2 separate regions of the Homo sapiens genome follow, and region 2 is linked to region 1. Evidence: chromatin loops called from intact Hi-C (ENCODE). Cell type or tissue: HCT116. All regions are shown on one strand. Links, peaks and the distances in the headings refer to the core of each region. The heading gives the core; the rest is flanking DNA.

Region 1 (2,787 bases), core at 256-2,755:
TCTACGATGAACTAGGCAATTGCCTCCTTTCCACCTGCTCTTCACAAAGCATCCAAGACGATACTGAAAAATGGACAATCTCATTATGTCACTATACAGCTTTAAAACCTTGCTTTTAAAATAAAGACCTTCTTATAGCCTAAATATGCTTGCATGATCTGGCTGATCCTTGGAGACCTCTACAGTCTTATGTCCTGTTCTTTTCCTCTTGTACCCAATGCTCCGACCCACAGAGATCATCTATCCTCCAGCCATATGGAACTCCAGACAATTTCCTGTTCTCTCTGCTCTGTGCCTTGCCCCCTAGCCTTTGGCCATGCAGTCTACTGAGGCTGGAAAGCTCTCTGTAGCCTCTGCCTGTGAAACTCTTATTCTGCAGTCAAGATTCAGCTCAAACTGCGTCCTCTGTGAAAACCCTCTGCCCCCCACAGGCTATGCTTAGCACTCATTACACTGGCTAGCAAAGGCAGCCGCCACCACCAGACATGAGCACTCCACTCCACGTAGCCAGGAGATCTCTAGCCTTCCTCTCATCCACCAACCGTTTCAGCTCACCCCTGGTTGAGGTCGTTCTCCGTGTTGTCCAGCCACAGGCGAACGGCGACTGCGTTGCCCTCCCGGCACTGAGTGAAAATGTCGTCCATAGCAGCGTCCCGGCGCCGAGTCCCCTGGATTGGGGAAGCCTGAGGACTGTGGAGTGATCCAGGGAAGGAGGATGAACCCCAAGCTTTATCCTCTACAGGAGAGAAGTGTTTGTGTTGGGGGTAGGGGGCCTGAGCTGCGTCCCCGGCTAGTGGGGGTCTGTGAAGGAGTTCGGGGCTGCGGGATGATCCCTGGCTGTGTCCTCTAGACGCGAGGTAAAGGCGGGTCAGGGTGGGCAGGGGGTGACGAAGAGGTAGTGTCTGCTGAACGGATGTCCGAGAGCAGGCAACTAGACCCTATCCGCGAACAGAGTTGGGGGAAGTGGGGAGGTTCAGGCTCCGTATACTCTGGGAGAGGGGACCGGGGGTCCTCCCCAGGGTTGGCTCCGTTCCTTACTTGGGACTCAGGAGAAGTGAGGGGTGACAGGGGGCGCGGGTCCTCTCGCACTCACCGGGACTCGGGCTGCAGGATCCTTCTCCGGGGAACTCCCGTCCGGCCGCGCCCGCAGCCCGCCGCCGGCCCCGCCCCGCCCGTGGCGCTCTTGGGCAGCGCGGGCCTCCGTCCCTCCCCTCCCACCGCCTCCCTGCCCTTCTAGCCGCGCCTGGCTAAACTCGATGGTTCGCTGCGCCGCGCCGGCCGCTCTAGCAACCCCTGGCTGTCACGCTTTGGTTTCCGGGTCGGTTCTGGCAGGTCTGAGCGCTCCGACTTCCAGAGGAGCGCTGTGCACGTGGAGAAGAGCGGGGACTCGGCGACCCTGCCCTCCCGACCCTCATGTTCGAAGAGCCTGAGTGGGCCGAGGCGGCCCCAGTAGCCGCGGGCCTTGGGCCCGTAATCTCACGACCTCCGCCTGCGGCCTCCTCGCAAAACAAGGTGAGTGACTCGCGGGAGCAATGGGAGCTGTTTCAGGCCGCGAAGCGGACATTGGTGGATCCCAGCGCTGTGTGTATTGCGGGGAGGGACACCTGTGGCACCGTTAAGGGCGAGTCCTGATCTGAAGATCCGAGAACTTCCAAAAGAAACTGACGTTGGGTCAGAGAGAGTTGTTGAGTAGAAGTTGGTGAAGCGAAGAGGGTTCTTCAGACAGGAAAAAGTACGTACAAGGGCCCTGGGACAAGAGAGCATGTTCTGTCAGAGTCACAAACACAAGTGGTCCTTGTGGTTGAAATACATAGTAAATGAAAGGGGCATATATGCTGTTCAAGTTCAAGAGGTAGAAGTTTTGCGTATATTGAGAATAGAAGCCAATGAAAGGTTTTAAGCAATGGAATTATTTCTTCAGATTTGTATTTTGAAAGGGTCGTCGGTTACAGTGTGGAGGATGGATTGGAGACAGTAAGAGTTGTCAGTATCATTGTTCAAAGGAGGGTGTGGGAAACTTAGAATCAGGGTAAGTGCCTGGCCTAGGATTACCTGGTAGGACTGCAACACAGAATCAGCCTTCCCGACAATACATCTTCTCCTTTGAGCCTCTGCAGATGTGAGGGCCCTGCTTCCTCAGGCTTTTCTTACCCTTCAGTCTGCCTCCAACATGGAATCGGCCTGCTTTGTTTCCTCCTTTTTCATCCCCTAGCCCCATTACCATTGTCCAAGCCGCTGGCCTCTCTGTCTGCAATTTCTCCCCTTCAGTTTGTTTTCTACACTGCAGCTAGAGACATGTTAAATATTTAATATACGTGTGTGATCATGTGTCTCCTGTGTTCAGAAGCCTCCTTACCTCTTACAGAAATGTATCAGCTCTAGGCAAAAGCTCAAGGTGAAGGGTTGGAATTCCTGGTCTCTGGCCTTGGTCTTGTTGCTTGTGGCCTTTGCATTTTCCTTTGGGGAAACCTCCATTAGCTCATTTACACATTGAAGAAAGTGGGATAGGTGGTTTCTCTGCTCTCCAGCTTCCCAGAAGTTGGGGTGGTGACATAAAAGTTCTTCTGGGTTCTGGCAGGCTTGACTGGGAAGAATTCAGATGCTTCTGCCAGTCTGAATCAGGTCCACATCTCTCCCTTCTTGTTCTCCAGGCCTCATCCATTCTCTTTAGGCCCACTGTCATCCCCTGTTTTCCTCCAGGGCTCCAAGCGCCGCCAGCTCTTGGCCACATTACGGGCCCTAGAGGCAGCATCTCTTTCCCAGCATCCCCCCAGCCTATGTATAAGT
Region 2 (3,020 bases), core at 205-2,704, 72 kb after region 1:
CCTTCCTTATGCTGTTCAGCTTGGATTCTGGAGACAGGAGAGTAAGGTGTGAGGGGACGCATAAAAAAGAAGGGGTGCTGGGGACAGTGCTGTGGTCCAGAGTGGGAGTAGGCTGAATGGCAGGTCAGACCATGAATTATCTCATTTAATGCTTGTTGAATCCCTGCTCAATGTCCAGTCAGCTGCTATGCACTGGGGACTGTGCTCTATACTGGTAGACGAGAGCAAATGAATGAGACAGAAAGTTTCCCCACCCTGAAAAGCTCACAATATGAGGCAGAGACAGACATACAAATGAGCAATCACAAATCAGTGTGATAAATCCACTGTGAGTGCCTGGAGCCTTCAGCCAGTATAGCTAAGAGGTGGGGGTGCCGGGGGGTATCCTGAGAAGGCTGGGCAAGGCCCCTTCAGAGAAGGGAACACTGGAGTTGGATGTGTTGAGTATTAATTCTCCAAAAAGATGAAACAGTGTGTGCAACAGTATGGAAATGACATGTTTGTGAATAGCAGAGTATCCTAGCAGACATAAAAGTATTCTGGTTTTGGAGTCTTACTGCCCTTGCTCTAGAAGAAGGGGACCAAGAAGGTAGTATGATCTGCCTTTTGTTTTTAAGGATTAAAGTAAAGAAAGTCTCAGGTGGATAAGGGGCTAGAAAGTAATCCTGGAAGCTGCCCTTGGCAGTATGAACAACTTTATTATCTCAGAGGGCAGGGATAACACCCATATGATACCTCATAAAATCTAAGATCCCGTTGTAAGAAGCACCATTATTTTATATACCACTAACAAAGAAAAAAAACTGATGCCATCTAAACTCTAACACATCTTCAATCATGAGACACCTTTAAAGTTCAGAGATGTTAAAATATGCACAGAATAGGAAAAATACAATATAGAAATATGGTACACCAAATAGAGTATAGAGTGCTTTCTACATACCAGACACTATTTCAAGTACTTTAATTATATTTTATCCTCACAAATTCCCTTTGAAGTAAATACTATTATTTTACAGATAAGCAAACTGAAGCTCAGAGAGGTTATGTCACTTGATCAACATCACACAGTGGCAGAGCAAGGATTCAGACTCAGGCAGCATGGCTCCACTTCATTATATTTTAAATATAAACATGTTTATGTTATAAATATAAATGTAAACATAAAAATATATGTTTATAAAAAGTATTTAAAAATATTTTTTATGTTATGTGCAAAGTAAACTGACCGATCCTCTATTAGCATCTCTGCAACTAGTAAGTAAAATAGTGAGTTTGGGGGACAGATAATTGAGACATACTGGGTATGTCACTTTCAGAGACTTGGAGGAAGTAACCAAGATGACTGGGTACTAAGACCTGATAATAAGAAAACCTGCTGAGAGGAAGCCTATTGAGGGACAACCTATATCAAACAGAACATGAAGATCTAAACTCATCCTTTTTCACACTGTCCCTTTGGAACATAACAGTAACTAGGCCATTGCAATGCTGCCACATTTGTTTGCTTGTTTGTTTGTTTGTTTGTTTATGGTGCTGCTTTTGGACCAGTAGCAACAGGCAGATGAAGGCAGATGGGAGCTCAACAGTGACACCGTATGGTATAAAGGAGCAATGCATTGATAAAATACCAGGACTCCTTGGGATTAGAAGCTGGAGATGGATAAAAACAGATTTAAGAGATACTTAGGGGGCAGAAGAATGACAAGGATTTGGAGACAGGTTGGATGTAGTAAGGTCAAGGAGAGGGAGGAGTAAAGGGTGACCCCAAGTTTCTGGTGAAGCTAATTCGTCAGAGTGTATAATTACGCCATTTGTTGTTCAAGGGAGTTCAGGAAGAAGAGAAACGACAGAGTTAAGTCAGAGGGTTAGATAAAATTAGATCAGCAAGAAGGATGAGAGTAGATACAAGGGGATAAGGTGAAATGAAAAAAATATTAAGCACCTACTGCATGCCACACTCAATGCTAAGAGTATTGCAAATAATATCTTAGTCATCCTTACTATAACCCTGTGAGTGACTGTGTTATCATGCCCAGCTTACAAATAAAGAAACTAAAACACAGTAATCTGAAGTTACAAAGCAAGTGAAAAACAGACAGGGTTCTAAATCCAGTGCTCATTTCTCTCCACCTGCTCCTCTTAAAGAGACTAGTTGGTCCTGGATTGAGGATCAGGAAGCTAACAAACTAGAACAACAATAAGCTTTCTCAGCAGCAGTGAAGTAAAGCCTGACCAAAACACGGCCAGAGAGAAGACAAAACAATCAAACGTCCTCCCGGTTCCTGCCTTGCCCGCCTGAACCCCCTGTACAAGAGGAGGGAGTTTTAGTGGCCCACTGGATACCTAATGATACATGTGCTTTCATCTGTTGAGAGCCAAGACAGGGAAGGCGAAGCAAGCAGGGCATACAAGCAAACTCTTTCCAGGCCCCAGTGGCTTCTAACCTTCATAAAGAAAGCAGGCCTGGGAAGCCACGGGTCCAACAGGATCTAGTCTTCACAGGAAGTAGATACTATTGGCTATTGCCATCCTTGAGGCTAGGTGAGGAAAGAGAACAACCTCCATATTTCCTAAAAGAACAAATCACTGGCTTCCAAATCTACCCCGCTGTGAGCCTCTCTGTGGCGAACTCCTAGGCTGAGGCACTAGCTAGTACACAATAGCATGAGATATCCTTCCCATGGGAAGGAAGAAAGAAAAGAGGGTAAAAGACTAGGTCATAAGCCAGATTTCTCAGAGACCCAGGGATAGCAACAATTGGGCGTTCAATTAGCAGGGGTAGAAGTGGCAAGAGGAGGGAACCTGAGATGGGTTGAGGAGAAAATAGGTAGTAGAATGGTCTTGAGCCCCACTTTCCACATAGAACTTTGGGAAAGACCACCTTTTAGGGTGTCCCTTGCTAACATGAAACAGTCACAGCAGAGTAGAAATCATACTGTTATGTGTTGTAGTAAAAAGAGGGGCGGATATAATGCTTACCAGTTTCCCACAACTCCCAAATGGCAGGGGATATAGAT

Evidence for each region. A loop is a pair of places that touch in the nucleus more often than their neighbours do. Peaks named below come from ENCODE experiments on the same cell type or tissue, not always from the same donor. Only the 100,000 strongest peaks of a DNase experiment are listed, where the experiment ranks them.
Region 2: a loop joins it to region 1, with 2.9 times the contacts of the local background. A loop is called at or near these places in 50 of 110 quality-filtered maps.

What each region holds. Positions count from the first base shown.
Region 1 is chr11:6,602,129-6,604,915 of GRCh38, reverse strand. RRP8 (ribosomal RNA processing 8) reads left to right here and starts at 1,300. Exons shown (of 7, transcript NM_015324.4): 1 at 1,300-1,512; 2 at 2,701-2,787. The coding sequence starts at 1,414. ILK (integrin linked kinase) reads right to left here and starts at 1,142. Exons shown (of 13, transcript NM_004517.4): 1 at 1,094-1,142; 2 at 556-736. The coding sequence starts at 644. RefSeq lists enhancers at 121-280, 511-750, 1,341-1,530, 1,526-2,067 and a silencer at 1,061-1,270. In HCT116, for the core only: no CTCF peak of the experiment used is centred there; a DNase peak (open chromatin) is centred at 1,265; H3K4me3 peaks cover 2,500 bases; H3K27ac peaks cover 2,111 bases.
Region 2 is chr11:6,530,034-6,533,053 of GRCh38, reverse strand. DNHD1 (dynein heavy chain domain 1) reads right to left here. Exons shown (of 43, transcript NM_144666.3): 13 at 1-27. Among named protein-coding and RNA genes, the nearest start is that of DNHD1, 34 kb to the right of the region's middle. In HCT116, for the core only: a CTCF peak has its summit at 1,577; a DNase peak (open chromatin) is centred at 1,563.